Regions from separate parts of the Mus musculus genome. Here region 2 is linked to region 1. A link is a loop called in an ENCODE intact Hi-C map of the cell type or tissue named here. Cell type or tissue: heart. All regions are shown on one strand. Region 1 holds the start of Scd2 (stearoyl-Coenzyme A desaturase 2). Region 2 overlaps Pkd2l1 (polycystic kidney disease 2-like 1).

The links. A loop is a pair of places that touch in the nucleus more often than their neighbours do. Peaks named below come from ENCODE experiments on the same cell type or tissue, not always from the same donor. Only the 100,000 strongest peaks of a DNase experiment are listed, where the experiment ranks them.
Region 2: a loop joins it to region 1, with 3 times the contacts of the local background. A loop is called at or near these places in 3 of 42 quality-filtered maps.

Annotation. Positions count from the first base shown.
Region 1 is chr19:44,290,482-44,298,481 of GRCm38, forward strand. It overlaps Scd2 (stearoyl-Coenzyme A desaturase 2), which reads left to right and starts at 3,195. Exons shown (of 6, transcript NM_009128.2): 1 at 3,195-3,930; 2 at 4,423-4,705; 3 at 7,559-7,689. The coding sequence starts at 3,907. In heart, CTCF peaks have their summits at 3,529, 4,468 (motif pointing left) and 4,672; DNase peaks (open chromatin) are centred at 3,490, 4,400, 4,940, 5,480 and 2 weaker places; H3K4me3 peaks cover 5,804 bases; H3K27ac peaks cover 4,455 bases.
Region 2 is chr19:44,157,000-44,164,999 of GRCm38, forward strand. It overlaps Pkd2l1 (polycystic kidney disease 2-like 1), which reads right to left. Exons shown (of 15, transcript NM_181422.3): 3 at 638-765; 4 at 53-306. Among named protein-coding and RNA genes, the nearest start is that of Bloc1s2, 15 kb to the left of the region's middle. In heart, a CTCF peak has its summit at 4,716 (motif pointing right); no DNase peak of the experiment used is centred here; H3K27me3 peaks cover 898 bases.

The DNA of each region.
Region 1 (8,000 bases):
ACAGTAACTTTGTTTCTTTTCTCTTACTGAGTTCCCACATCCCAACCGAGAAAGACTTCTCTAGCAAGTGCCTTGCTGAAGGAGGTCGAAGCTCCTGGAGCCAAGCCTGTGGCTCTCTCCTCTCTGTTCTCTTCGCCTGCTTAGCATCTGCTTTTGGCTTAGACATGAGAGCTAGAAAACATGCCTCCCTGTGAGTCTTACTGCAAAGTCCCAGGGCCACTCACCTGCCACCACATCTGCATGTCCTGAAAGTCCTATGACTTGCCATCCCGAGAAGTAAGGAAACAATGCCCACCTCAAGATTCATCTTTTCATAACCTTTTTACTATACTGCTCACCTATTGCCTATTATTATTCCTGAAAGAAATAATAAAGAGGATAATCTTATTTATATTATTATTATAAATAATATTATAGTTCAATTATCTAGTTATGATTATGTAACAAGTTTAATAAACAAACACCTATTTAAAGCCCTTCTTGGGTCAGGTACCCAAGCCCTATTTTCTTGGTAAATTTCAGTACAGCTGTCAGAAAAGCGGAAACCACCCGACATGGGGAGCCAGCCTGGTAAAACCATTGGGTAATTTAAAAACAAAAACAAAATACAAGACCAGGAATCAGTAAGGTCAGCAGTGGGTAAAGGTCGGAGGGAAGAATGCTCTAGGCAAAGGGAAAGGAATATTTTTATCGTTTAATATTGAAAAATGGGACTGAAGAGAAATGAAGACATTTAAGGGAAAGACATAAGCAGGGAAGGACCAAGGTCCAGAGGGCCTCCAAAGCCCCCAAAAGAAGTACAGGCTCCATGCTGTGGCCAATAGGAACACCCTACAATTAACTTATTTACTTAATATACCAATGTGGGGGGTTGTTTTATTCTTACTCTCTTGAGTTGAAGGGTCAAAATTAAAAACTGCCATACACTGTGTGTCCTTTTTCATACAGAAAACTTTATAGTCCCGTCCCCAGCTTCCACGCACACACTGTGCATTGCTGTACCAAAGAAGCCTGCACTTCTCGCATCCCTGCATCCCTGCATCCCTGCAAACGCAAGCATAGGCAAACATTCATCACATATTACCTATACCTTTCAACCTGGTCACTTCGTACTTCTTGATGCCAGGCCTCATGCTGTGCTGTATCATCCCTATCACACAGCTTTATTGAAGCTGGCCCACACGGGATGAGACAGGCAGTTTCCTATCTTGATTATCAACAGTTAACATGGTCTCCCACCTTTTCTTCCTGGAACCCTTAACTCATTCCTTTTCTAGGTTTCCAGAACTTTCTCCCCAAGGGAGAGAAATGTAGGACTCCTGTTCTACGTCATTGTCTTGGCAGGCCTCCCTTGCTTTCTCCGATAGACAATGAATGCAATGGCAGCTGGCTTAAGAAACATCACCAACCAGCTCTGATGCAGGCAGCACTGTAGGCTGCAGGTTGAGGGAATGTAAGGGCAGTTTGTCTCCAGTGGAGAGCTGCCTTTAGTAGCAATCAAGGCATTCCAAAGGAAACACTGTGTCTTCTTCCCCAAAGCAGCATGCAATAGATACTTGGAAATCCCAACTCATCTGGTGGACCTTCATCAGTATCTGGAATAGTAGCATGGAGGGTGATGCTCCACCACACACACACACACACACACACACACACACACACACCCTGTGGATGATGGGAGTGGTCCTTTTAAAAGAGACCCCAGGATTTGGAGAGGCGGTTCAGCCATTAAGAGCATTTGCTGTTCTTTCAGAGCACCAGAGTTGGATTCTCAGTTCCCACACAGACTGCTCAACTCCAGTTCCTGGGAACCTGCCACCTCTAGCATTCTCAAGTACCTTCACACATGTGTGCATATGCACACACACACACACATGTCCGTATAATTACAAGTAATACTAAATCTTTTTGTTTGTTTTTAAAGAGAAACCCCAGAGACAAAGCTCACCCCTTCCCCATTGAACACAGAGATGGCCACCTAAGAATCAAAGGCCCATTCTTGGCAGAATCAAACTGCTGGGGCTTTGCTATAGATACCCAGCCCCCAGAACCGTGAGGAGCCAGTATCTGTTGTAAAGGCCTCACAGTCTAAGGGAGTTTGTTTTTAACAGCCAAGGACAAAGGACAAACCCACAGCTAGTAAAAGATCAGACATCACGCAGACAACCCAGGGGGAAGTGACATCTCCAGATAACTTCACACAGTACCTCTGAGCCTCCGCCAGCCATTTGCTGAGGACACCTGGTCTTGTTCAGCATTCTTGGCTATGGTCAGTGAGCCAGGCCTGCAATGGAGGTGTCTGGTCACAAGCCAGAGAGTTGGCAAGCCCCTGAGACCAGAAGGCAAGAGGTCTGGTTTGGTCTCAGGAAATGCCTGGCATCTCTCTTCTTGAGAAGACAAGATGTCTATCAACCCCTTTTCCTAGAGGTGGGAGATACAGTAATGGGGTGACCTGGATACAGAAGGTACTCTGTGAATGCACCGCCTGCATAGGCTACAAGTTCTATCTCTTGAAAGAGTTAACACAGGCCCCAGAGAAGATGGGGCAGCGAGGGAGGTGTGTTAGGTCAGAGCACCCAAGGTTCAAGGGTCATAGGGTCCTCTGAGGAGTGGCTTGAAAGCGTTTCAGCACAGCTAGCTCCTCCCCTTGCCGGCTGAACAGTTTATCCCATCTCCGTATGTCCCTATGTCCCCTTCTTCCTGCTTAGAGTGGAAGAACAGGGCTACCCACTGAGCGGTCACAGAGAACCTTGCAGTAATAATTTAATACCCACTCTCTGTTCCTACTCCACATACATAAGGCTCCCTCGGCTAGATGCTTTTCGGCGGTTTTCAGATAGCAAACTGCAAACTTTCAACAAAAGAGTCTCCTAAAGGTGCCACATGTATTCGCAAGGCGTGAGGTGGGAAGTGGGGGGTGAGGGGTGGGATTGAGATACTGCTGACTGACCTTGGCTGTGCTCTCGGAGTGTGCACAGTGACCATGGTGACCCAGACCAGTGTGAATGGGCAAGCCACAGATCTATGAAAACTTGATTACAGTACCAGAGCTCCGAGTTATTATCTGGTAAGCATCCTGGAGCTGGTGGGCAAGGCTGAGCCATTGTTCCAAAAGGGACTACAGAGGCGCCTGTTGGGGAGGGAGGCCCCTCTCAGCTTTGCTCTCTGTTGGTGGTAGCCATTTCCCCTCCCACGCGCCTCTGGAAATGCAAAGACCGGATGGAGTTGCAAGTGGTCGGCGCTCTAGTGGCTTTCCCACTTTATGTACCTCTCCGCGTCTTCCTGCCCCGGTAGCCAACCCCCACTGCTAGATTGGGTCTTCTCTTCCAGAGAAAGCGCTGAAGCGCCCCCGTGGCAGGGTGGGGGCTGGGTGGAGGACCAGCGGGGGATGGGTGAGAAGCCAGGAGCAGAAAAAGAAGGGAGGAGGGGGGGGCGGAGCTGGAGGCAGAGGGAACAGCAGATTGTGCAGAGCCAATGAGAGCAGCAGGACGAGGTGGTACCAAATTCCCATCGGCCAATGACTAGCCAGAGTTTACGAAGGCCTCATTAGCATCGCCCCCCTCCGCTTGGCTAGGGATGGGACAATGCGGTGTTGGTGTCTGCAGTATTCTGACTCCTGGACACCGGTGGCTGCAAGCTGCGATTTTGGCGTCCTCTCATTTTCTATCCTTATCTCCGCCCGCGGCTGCCCTGGCCAGCCAGTTTTTGATTTTTTATCTGGTCATTGATCAATATAACGAACCTAAGGATATACAGGACATTAATACCCCACTGCCAGCTCTGGCCCAGAGCTTGTACCGCGCAGCGGGCTGCAGAAACTTAGTCATAGCACCCTTTGTCGCTGAGGTCTGAAGCTCGCTGCACGTTCTCATCCCTGGGAACGTGACCCCAGCATCCGACGCCAAGATGCCGGCCCACATACTGCAAGAGGTGAGCTTACACCCCACCCCCCACCCCCTCCTCAGGTTGGCGGTTGCAGATTGGACTTCTAGGTGGGTGGCTGTTGAGGGTTGGAGAGAGTTCAGAGCAGCTGGGAGCATTTAGCCATCATTTCCGAATTGCTCAACCTTGATAGATTGTTTCTGGACCGGGTGATAACCGGATTTTTACTCAGTACAGTTGATTGTCCCAACTTGTGTTTCTTAAAGTAAAACCTGACCTCTTTTCGATATGCGCAGATTTTCCTTTGTGAGTTGCTAAGGGTGCTGCTAATAAAGCGTCCTTTCCTGCCCCTTCATCATAAGGCTTATTCCCGATGGCCTGCACATTTCCGTGTTCCATTGGTGCGCTCTACAGTCATGCAACCTTGGCACTGGGGTATGGCCGTTATTGCATCTCTCCCGCAGTTATATTAGAGGGAAAGTAACCCCTGCTGCCCCCACGCGTCTGCAGTCCCTAATTCTCCACCCCCTCTCATTGCAGATCTCTGGCGCTTACTCAGCCACCACCACAATCACAGCGCCACCTTCTGGGGGACAGCAGAATGGAGGCGAGAAGTTTGAAAAGAGTTCTCACCACTGGGGAGCAGATGTTCGCCCTGAACTAAAAGATGATCTATATGACCCCACCTATCAGGATGATGAGGGGCCCCCGCCCAAGCTGGAGTACGTCTGGAGGAACATCATTCTCATGGCCCTGCTGCATTTGGGAGCCTTGTACGGGATCACACTGGTTCCCTCCTGCAAGCTCTACACCTGTCTCTTCGGTGAGCAGCACCCCTTGTCTTGGGCCAATACTTCAGATTTCTCCTTGATCTTTAAAGAGGTGGCCTCTGGTCTCTGACCCAAGGCAGTGGCCCTTTCTTTTTGGTTCTTGTTGGACCAGCTGGACTGGGCAAAGAACCTCGTGGTGTTAAGAATGGGGGGAGGGGGGAACTTGAGTCTTGAGAGTCTCATAACATTGATGCAGAGGTCTCTGAGCAGGCTTTTCTGTATGAGTCACTTGATGGCACCTGTCCCAGCTTTGCCTGCCACAAGAGAAGCAGGGCCTGCCTCAGAGACGTCAGAGCCAAGAGCTAGACCACGGGCCTAGTGGGTAACCTGTTGAGTCCAGTGAGGGGACAAAGCCATGGGATGCTGTTTTAGGCAGAGAGAACAGAGGGTAGGTTATAAGCCTAACTGTTTGGACTTCCTGCCTGGCCAGACTAGGCTGGTTTGCCTGGAGAAAGATGACGAAGGCTCCTGTATATCCAAGTTCAAAGGTGTATGGTACCACGATTTGGTACAAGCCAGTCAACAGACCATTCTTAGAATAAAATAAGATTGCAGGAAGGTTTTACCTTCTATTCAGCCTTCTGCCCCTCTTTTCCTGTCCACATTGTGCTGTGGCACTTTTCTCTCCACACCTAACACATACCTCCTGAGCAGGAAGAGAGCCTGGAGCAGCCACAGCCCAACTGTGATGAGTGTGCCCCTGTGCCACTGACCTGCCTAGCTCAGCTGCCCAGGGAGCCATGGGTAGTGCTGCCCCCTAGCGACACGCATGTGCTTTGCGGGTGGTTACACAACTGAACATTGAACCAGGAAGGAGGGACTGCATCTATAGTCAGGGCCTCTTGCTGCTCTCAGAGAAGCGGAGAGCAAGGGTTTCTTTAGAACAATTGATTTTCTAGAACAGTATCTGCATGTAGGTACTAATGGCAGGTCTCTTGCAGGACAGTGTATAGAAAGGCTGGTTGTCTCATTGTTGGCTGTCTCTCTGCCTCAGTCCTCCTAGGTCCTATAAGTGGTGAGATTCGATTCTTGAGAGTTTTCCAGGTACCAAACTTTTTCTCCCAAGACAAGGTTTCTCTGTGTAGCCCTGGCTGTCCTGGAACTGGGTCTTTAGACCAGACTGGCCTCCAACTGCAAGATCGGCCTGCCTCTACTTCCTGAGTTCGGGGATCAAAGGCGTGTGCCACCACCACCCAGCTCCCACTCATAGTCTTCACATCTTTGTCAAAAGTAGGAATGGAATACTTCTTTAGAATAGTTGTGTGCCCTGCCAGCCTTTTCCTGACTCGGCTGCTTTAAGAGTCTTTTGTACCTTTGTGGACTCCGTAACTCTGGAGCCGAATAGGTGCTTTTGACAGCACAGAGAGATTTTACAAAGCTCCACCCCCTCCCCCTCCCCCTCCCCATCCCGATTCTGAAGTTAAAGCTAAGAAAGAGATAGTTCCTACCCACCATTGTGAACACTTTTCTGGCAGACAGGGGAGGGATCTAAGTCTCCTGTTTGCTAGACGGAGAGGTGGACTGAAGAGGCCTAAGACTGCCTAGGTTTGTGTGTCCTGTGTGGTTGTGCGCACAACCACACACACACACACACACACACACACACACACACACACCCCTCTACCCCATCATCTGAGTTTTGATCCAGTCTACTTGGGTCATCTGCAGCATAAGCCCTTGGTGCTCAGCGAAGGGCTTTGGCTCTGCCCAAAGCCATCCCGTGATGCAGGGCTCTGGTTACCCTAGGATTTTTCCAGATAGGAAGGCCTTTCATCCGTGGCTGGTCTCCTGGGATCCTGTAGGAGGTACGGGAGTTGGGAAGGAGGAGAGAGGGGTCTCAGGAAACATGTTATCTGACTGCAGAAGGACGCAGCAGTTGGTGCAATGTGGGGTGTTTCCAGTAGCAACTAAGTTCTGTAGTCTGTGAAGGTCCTTTGTTTCTTGGTGTTCCTTGGGAGGGAGCCAGTATTAGCCTATTCTACCAAGGCCCCTGCTCCCTAGTTCTGCAAATAGGGGGAGGGTGTCAGATGTCTGTACCGCTCTCTGTCCCAGTGAGATATCAGGACTGTCACTTCTTGAGCCTTTCTGCTTCAAGGACAGTGAAGCAGTGTTTTTCTGCCAGCTTTGAGCATCTAACATTCTGCAAGGACAGGACCATGGCCAGGGAGAGAAACAAGACGAGGGAGTGGATATGCAGATCTTAGGGGCTGAGTAGTAGAACGGAAACAGGTGATGGCGGATGGAAAACTCACCTTCGAACAGTAGACAGACGACCTTTTCCAGAATCTGTTTCTTTAATAAAAGTGCTTGGTACAACTAGTAGTACCTTGTTCAAGGTGTGTGGAGAATATGAGAGTATTAGTACCCTTGGTAATGTTTGCGCCACTATGCAAATCTGACTTCCCGTTATGCTGCTGTGGTGTTGAAATGCACCTTTGCTAAAAGCCTTGTGTAGAGTTAGCTATTCAGTATGCCACTGCTTGTCTTTTCCAGTTAGCCATTGCCCAAGCTGTTCTGGCTGGTGCTTCAGAACTGCCCTTGGATATGGGTTCTAAGTTGAGGAAATGCAGTTTCCTGACCAGAAATCTTTAGAGGACTGCTAGAGGTCAAAGAACATTGGCCCTGGGAATGAAACCCAGTGATAGCCAGACTCGTGATGACCAGTGGTACCAAATGTTTAAAATGTATGAAGTTTCTACAAATCAGTGCGCCCCAGGGCTGCAGGGAAAACCAGGCCTTTACCCAAAGGCTAACTGAGAAGCTGACGGGTGCCAGGAACCTGTCTTTGGCATACTTCCCTTATGGATCTTGGCTTGTTGGTGACACCCAACTTTCTGGTCCTACAGCGTATTTGTACTATGTAATCAGCGCCCTGGGCATCACAGCCGGGGCTCATCGCCTGTGGAGCCACAGAACATACAAGGCACGGCTGCCCCTGAGGCTCTTCCTCATCATTGCCAACACCATGGCGTTCCAGGTAAGAAGTGGGTGCTGTGGCTGTGTCTCCGCCCAGGGGTGGGTAGTCAGGGATCAAGGTCTGGATAGTTGACTAGGACAGCCATTGTTTCTACTGCTATGTGGTCCCCTAGAGTGAAGATCAGTGCTGAAGTCCATATACCATAGAGTCACTTGTAAAGGGAAACAAGAAAGGGTCCCCATGTGCCGGGTCACTTTTCATCTTAGAGTCCCAGGGGTGTCACACAGCTTGGCAGTTGTGGGTCTTTAGTATAAAGGGCACACAAGAGCTGAGCACTGACTCTGGTTTCTTAGACCATAAGTGAACCGTTC
Region 2 (8,000 bases), 130 kb before region 1:
GACGGGCAAGCTCAAAGGGGTGGCCCTACACTTTTGGCAGGGGCTCACTCACGCTGTGCCGTTCTGAGGTCCAAAGGGGAGCTGATCTTCTTTGTCCGGCGAGTACACATCATAACAGTTCAAAATGTCCTCCCGGAAGTCTTCATGAACCACACAGGAGTCATTGCGCACGCGCAGCTGCCGCAACCTTGGGGCTCCCAGGAGCAGGTTCTCATAGTAGATGAAGGAGTGGGAGCCACGCCCCAGGCTCTGGTTGTTGTACCACTTTGTCCAGTACAAACTGTCCAGGAGTGGGCCCTGAGCAAACTGGACCAGAAGCTGGGTTGGGCCTGGTCCAGCCTCCTGCTTACTGTACTGCATGATCTTTCCCTGAGCCCTCAACTTGCCCCTAGCCTCTACTGTTTGGACTCCCACAGTTGACTGCGCTAACTCTGTTTCCTGCTGGTCAACCCCCAGATGGATACCCTCACCTCTCTCCAGCCTCCACCTTCACCCTAGCCCAATCTGTTAATTCGGCTTTATCCTTTCATTTGCCCTGGTTCCAGACTGACCCTCTGCCTTGTGTCTCAGACCATTAAGAAGGAGAGCCTAGGGGCGAGGGTGGGGGTGGGGTGAAAGCAGCGCCATCCGTACTCACATCCCAGAAGTCTGACATGCTGCTGATGGTTTGGAAGGAGACTCCAGAGTCGGATGGGGTGTGTAGGAACAATTCAGACATCACTTTGGTGTAGTAATAGGCACTAGAACTTGTCATTCCGTAGGTCACTAGAACACAACCCAAGGGGCATGTCCTCAAGGTCCACCTCCCCAGAAGAGTCAGGAAAGCCCACTGCCCTGGGATCAGGTGGAATAGGAGGAGCCCATCAGACTTCTCCCAGAGGTCTGGGGAAGGTGATGGTACCACTAGGGGTTCCAGGAGATGTTTTAGGGAAAGGTGTGGCAGCAAGAGTAGCTTCGCCCCACTTGGTAATTCAGTTGACATCGTCATTCTGAAATCTCACTTTTCTCCCTAGACTCAGCTTAACTGTCTAGTTCTTCTGTGCTAGAGCTCAAAGATGTCTGCACTGGGCAAAGCTTCCCTTTATTTATTTGTTCTTGATTTTCGCTTCTGAATTCTAGAGTAAGACTCAGGCTAAATGTCTTGCAATAGAGAGGAAACCTCATGACTTCTAGCGTCACTGATCCTAAAGCCATCGGAGTGACGGGTAGGCATAGTGGGCACCATAGTGGGTGCCAGCATCTCCTGGGATCAGGGTTCATTGCATTGCAGATCAAAAAAAAAAAAATCTGACTTCTGTTCTGAATAATGGCACCTCATTCAACTGCTTTAATGCCCCAGCCCCAGCCCCAGCCCCAGCCCCAGCCCCAGCCCCAGCCCCAGCCCCAGCCCCAGCCCCAGCCCTGTGTGTTGAAAATAGAGAAGCTCTAAGTTTCTGTGCTTAACGGCAGAGTTTAAAATGTATACACCACTTTTTCATAGGTTGTCCCTCACTCTGGGCTAGTCTGATGTTTCCTCCTGACTACATTCAGGTGATGGGTTTGAAGGGAATGGCCTCATGAGTGATGTTGTGTTCATCGTAGTGCGTCATACAGAAAATACAGGTTGTCTGTTGATGCCTTACTGCTAAAGTTAATTCTGATCCCTTATTAAGATGGTGTTTGCTAGGCTGCAGTGCTGCACGCCTTTAATCCCAGCACTCGGGAGGCAGAGGCAGGCGGATCTCTAAGTTCAAGGCCAGCCTAGTCTACACAGTGAGTTCCAGGACAGGCAGAGCCGTTACACAGAGAAACCCTGACTCAAAAAAACACAACAAACAAACAAACAAACAAAGATGGTGCCTACTATGTTTCTTCCATGTAAAATTATAATTTTCTCTTTTAGAATTAATATACATTTTGGGATGTAGAGTCTCACATTCTATAAATATCTCATTCATCTTTCACCAATGAGATGCAAGTATTTATTGATGAATTTTGTTTAATTATTACCAAGATGATCATCAAATGGTGAGTTTGTTTTCCATCAATTATTTCTTTTACATTAGCCAATTGTGGTTGTTTGAATAATAATGGCCGCCAGGGACTCATATATTTGAAGGCTTAGTCACCAGGGAGTGGAATCCTTTGAGAAGGATTTCAAGGGTTAAGTGGTGTGGCATTGTTGGAGGAAGTGTATCACTGAAGGTGGGCTTTGCCAGATCCAGCCTCTCCCTCTCCCTCTCCCCCTCCCCCTCCCCCTCCCCCTCCCCCTCCCCCTGACTACATATCAGGATGTAGCTCTCAGCTGCTGCTCCAGTGCCATGCATGCCACCGTGCTCTCTGCTATGATGATGATGGGCTAATGCTCTGAAACTGTAAGCCAGCTCCCAGTTAACTGCTTTCCTTTATAAGAGTTGCCTGGGTCATGGTGTCTCCTCACAGCACTAGGGCAGTGACTAAGTCATCTGTGGTCTTTTCAGTTTTTCCCCATATGGGTTCTAATTTGTTATTATTATTTATCGTGTTACTCAATGGACTTGTTTGTTTGTTTGCTTGCTTTGTTTTGTTCTTGAGACAGGGTCTCTTCTATGTAGTCCTGGCCGCCACTGAACTTGCTATATAGATCAAGCTAACTATAAACTCACAGAGCTCTGCCTGAGTGTTGGGCCAAAACATTTGGGCCATCATACCGGCTGAGTTTTTTATTTTTAACAAGGTGAAAACCTAAAATCAATATGTAATATGAGCTTTGGAGATGGGTCCTGGGTTACACTCTCTTTTGTGTTAGAACAGCTATTGGTAAAGTAATTGGTGGAATTGTAATAAGGGTTGTTCATTAAATGGCAGTATTAGATCAATGACAAATATACTAATTTTGACAATAGACTATTCCCCACCTTAAAAATTAAGGTATTTGGGAGTAACGAGGCTTTACGTCATTATGTCTTTAAATTTACTTTCAAAAGATAGTGGGGGAGGGTAGGACTAAGGAGTATCTTCATATTTAAGTATTTAAGTGAATCTATTAATTCTTTATATTTTTATTATAATTCCCTGTATGTGTATAATCCTGTTAGAATTTTTAAAATAGGATTTCTCAGCCTCTTGAAAGCAATTCCTTTAATTTTTTTTTCTCCAGTGGAACTCAGATACTAATATCTGAGTCAACTTTAAACCAGAATTAATCAGAAGAGATAATAAAGTTTATTTCATATTGATTAAGGAAATAGTTCATTAAGAGGCTATAACAATTCTAAACACACATGCAGCAAGCACTTTTGCACTCAATTTCATGAAACAACACCACTGAATATAAAAGCATAGATTGGCCTCAATGCAATAAAAGTGTGTGATAAGATGCACCAATGTCTGGAGAAACAGCCCATAGCACAGGAGGAGTCTTTACTAGTGGCACATCTAACTGAGTGCTAACACCAGGAATATATAAAGAGTTTTTTAAATCAAATAATAAAGCAGTCTAATCAATACATGTGCAAGTGAAATGAACAGTTTTTGAAAGATGAAGTACAAGTAGCTAATCATATGAAACTATCCTACATGTTTAGCATCAGAGAAATGCCAATCAAAAGCATGCTAAGATTCTCCCACACTCTAGCCTGAATGGCCATGATTAAGGAAATAACAACAATAAATGCTGACAGGGATGGAAGTGGAAGGAAACCTCATATCCTGTGACTAGGAACATAAATGCGACCATCCACTGTAGAAATCGGTGTGGAGGCGCCTCACGAAATCACAACTAGAACTACAGTGTGCTCTGTCTGCAGATGCCTGGGAACGTCTGTAAAGGACAGGCTAGCCTAACAGTCACCTGCAGGCCCATGCTCACTAGAGCAGTGTTCACAGCCAAGTTATGCAATCAGCCTGCGTGTCTGTCCACAGGTGAAAGAAAATACGGCATATGTACTATAAAGTCAGTGGCAAAGGGGAATGAAATTGTATCATCTGTAGAGAAAGAGATGGAATTGGATCATTATATTAAGCAATTAGACCCAGAAAGAAAAATACCAAATATTTTCTCTCACATGTGGATCCAAGCTTGATTTTACTCACACACACACACACACACACACACACACACACGCCACATACAAGCACTCACACAGGGGTGTGGGTATAGAAGGAAGGTACAAGAAGAAGAGGAGGAAGAAGAAGAAGAAAGGGGTAAAAGGGGAGGTTATTATTAAGGAGTGAGTCTAATCAAAGTTTTTGATATACTTGAATGAGGTATCTTTATGAGGGATGGAAACCTGATATCAGGAATTTAGTTCTCATCACCCATGGAGTAGATGGAGAGGACTCCCACAAGCTGTCCTCTGACTTCCACATACATGCTAATGGCATGTGTATGTATGCATATACAAAGTAAATTAAATAAACAAGTACACCACGATGTATAGAAATACACACGAATAAAAACACTAACTTTATTTTTCGGATCTTGGGACACACGTTTCCTTCCCATCCAATTTAGGAAAAGAAAGATTTGTAGACTGGAGCATGTTTAGAGAGATCCCTGGTTACAGCTACAGACATCATACTTCATCGTGGAAGGGCATTAGCAAAGACAGGATCATTGTTCCTCGAATTATCCCATTCCACTCTAATAACAATGTCCAGGACATGGCCTTAGTTCTAACTCGTGTCTGAGGTTATCTGTCCACAGTATCTGGAGAGAGACAGATGCTGAGATTGTTATACTGCTGAGTGGCCACTAGGTGGTACTCTTAGCCCCAGGGTTTTTCTAGTCCAGGTTAAATTAAAGCTTAGAACTATTGTAGCTCTGAATTGCTGTCAACTACCTAGGGGAGCTTAGTAGCTTCAGTCTTTTGTCTGTTTGCTTGCCTGCCTGCCTGCCTGCCTGCCTGCCTGCCTGCCTGCCTGCCTGCCTGCCTGCCTGCCTGCCTGCCTGCCTGCCTGCCTGCCTGCCTGCCTGCCTGCCTCCTTGCCTCCTTGCCTCCTTGCCTCCTTGCCTTCTTGCCTCCTTGCCTCCTTGCCTCCTTGCCTGCTTGTTCTGATACAGAGTTTCATGTAGCCCTGGCTGGCATTGAACTTCTGTGTAGATAAGGCTGATCTAGAACTCCCGAACCTCCCTACTTTCCAGGTGCTGTGATTATAGCTGCCCTTGCATCTGGTTTTGCTTTTGTTATTTTTCCAGTGCTGAGAAGTGAACACAAGGTTTTGAGTATGCTGGACAATTATCTCCCATTGAGCTATAGGCCTGACCCTCATAATCTCTGATTATTTTCTGAGACAGTAAAACTTATGTTTTCTAAGAAAAATGCCATCAGCAGGTAAAATGCTTATTAACACACAGAAATCCAGTATTCATTCCCCTAAACGAATCTTTAATTAAAGTTTGTATGTGTAAAAACACCAAGATGGAACCTTAAGATCTTTTTAGATTAAAGTCTAAACTTGGTTTCTCCATTCAAATACTCTCAATTCCTGGGAACAGAAAAGATGGCCCATACTTTAGTGCCACACAAACTCCAGTAGGATCTGTGTGACAAGTTCCACAGACTGAGGCGAATGACCTCAAAATGAGGAGGCCTCTTGGAACCGATTGTGGAACTCTTCGCTGGAGAAAAAATATTGAGCCGTAGTTCTCATGGCAATCTATCTGTTTTGTTTTTTCTTATTCCTTTTCTTATTTACAAGTTCCTGCTAGCCTAGGCCAAGATCTTAAGTGAGAATGGGTAAGAAACCATCCCTAGAGATGGGGTCACTAACATGACCTTATCCCCAGGGAAACCAACACTTTACTTTTAAAATAATTTACAAAACTATTGTGATAGATAAAAAATTTCCCAACAATAAAATTTCATATGGCTACATGTGTGTCATTGGAGGTGGATTTTGGTATATGGTAAAGAAAGCCTTAATTAGAAAGAAATAAATAATTTAAATTTACATATTGAAGATTTATAAAAAATCAGGTATTAGATGTTAAATAATAATTGACCATGGGGCTGGAGAGTTAGCACAGCGGTTAAAAGCACTGACCATTAAAGATTTATTTATTTTATTTTTATTTTTTTTTTAAGATTTATTTATTTATTATATGGAAGTACATTGTAGCTGTCTTCAGACACTCCAGAAGAGGGAGTCAGATCTCGTTACGGATGGTTGTGAGCCACCATGTGGTTGCTGGGATTTGAACTCTGGACCTTCGGAAGAGCAGTCGGGTGCTCTTACCCACTGAGCCATCTCACCAGCCCCCATTAAAGATTTATTAACCTGCTTCTGGAAATATGCTCCTAGCCTTGGACAACAGCCCCCATTGAATATATATTTTTAGAATTGTTATATTTTGATGATTTATAGTGATGTTACCTGTTCTGTTTGTGATTCACTGAATACATAGTTACAGAGTTGTAATGCTTGGATGATTTTTGTGCTTTACTGTGCCAAATGATTTTTGTTGGTATTTGTGATTGCTTCACTAGATACAGTTTCTAAGAGATGTAATGTTTAGTTGGGTTTTTTTTAATGTATAAAATCCCCTGCTTGAGAGCTGCAAAACACACTCAGATTCAAACTGCCTCTATGTTTGTTTCTGTTTGTCACCATCGAATCTTTATCCACCTAGCTTCAAAGACCCTCGTTCCAGGGACCCCCATACCCGACTGGGGTGGTCCGTGGCACTTTAGAACATTTATTTCTGTATCAAGGCTCAGCATCCACATGGAACCTCTTGAATTCAGCTCTGGGGGGATCTGATGCCCTTTTTAACCTCTGAGGGCACCGGGCCTGCACATGATACAAACACACATACAGCTGAAACACTCATAAGGAAATGCTCGGTGTTCCTTGTACATTTTTATTTATGAACATTGAGTACTTTGTTCAAAAATGTACTTTAAGGTAGTAATAACAAAACATTATATCTCAGTTACTCTCAAATATTAATGTGTGTGTGTTTGTGTAGGGGGGCGAGAGAAAGGGAGAAAGAGAATAATAAAATGAATAAGAGATGTTTTTTGTCACCACTTAGCCAAACTGTTTCAAATACCATTGATTTTTTTTGATGTAGAGTGTACTATCAACTCAGATTATTATAAAGATGCTTTCTAGATTAATTATACAGACACTATTTAAAGTCTAACCTTGTGCAAAATACTTTGCTAAGTGTCATGATGTCAAACCTCAGAAAAGTTCTACTAGAGAAGATTGGGTTAGGTTTTGTGTGTGTGCATGTGTACGTGAGAGAAAGAGAGAGAGAGAGAGAGAGAGAGGTGTGGGTGTCACTATGTAGCCCTAGTTGGCCTGACAGTCACTGTTTATACTATGCTGGCCTTGAACTCACAGCCTCTGCCTCCCAAGTGCTGAGTTTAAAGGTGTTGCCCTAGTTGGGGTTTTATAGCTATGAAGAGACACCATGACCAAGGCAACTATTATAAAAGAGTTAACTGGGGCTGGCTTACAGTTTCAGAGTTTCAGTCCATTATCGCCATGTCAAGAAGCATGCAGGCAGATGTGGTGCTGGGGAAGGAGCTGAGAATTCTACATCTTAAATCTGAAGGCAGCCAGGAGGAGACTGATCCCACACTGGTGGAGCTTGAGCACTAGGAAACCTCAAAGCCTGCTCCACAGTGATGCACTTCTTCCAGCAAGGCCACACCTCCTAATAGTACCACTCCCAAGCATTCAAACACATGGGGACCAAACCTATTCAAACACCACCATGCTCAGTTAATATTCAGTGTTTAATGGGTTCTCGGTCACTATTTGTTATGCTGGACAAATAGTAGAAGAGGGTTTACTTTATTTTATTATTTTTAAATATGTATATGTGTGTCTGATGTGGGAGATATGCATGTGTCCATGGAGCCAGAGGAGTTGGATCCCCTGAACTAGAGCCACTTGATGTAGGTGCTGGGAATTGAACTCAGGTCCTTCAGAAGAGCACTGAACGCTCATAATCACTGAGCCGTCTCTCCAAGCTCCCGTGGAAAAGTTAAAAAAAAAAAAAAAAAACCAAAACACTAAAATACAGA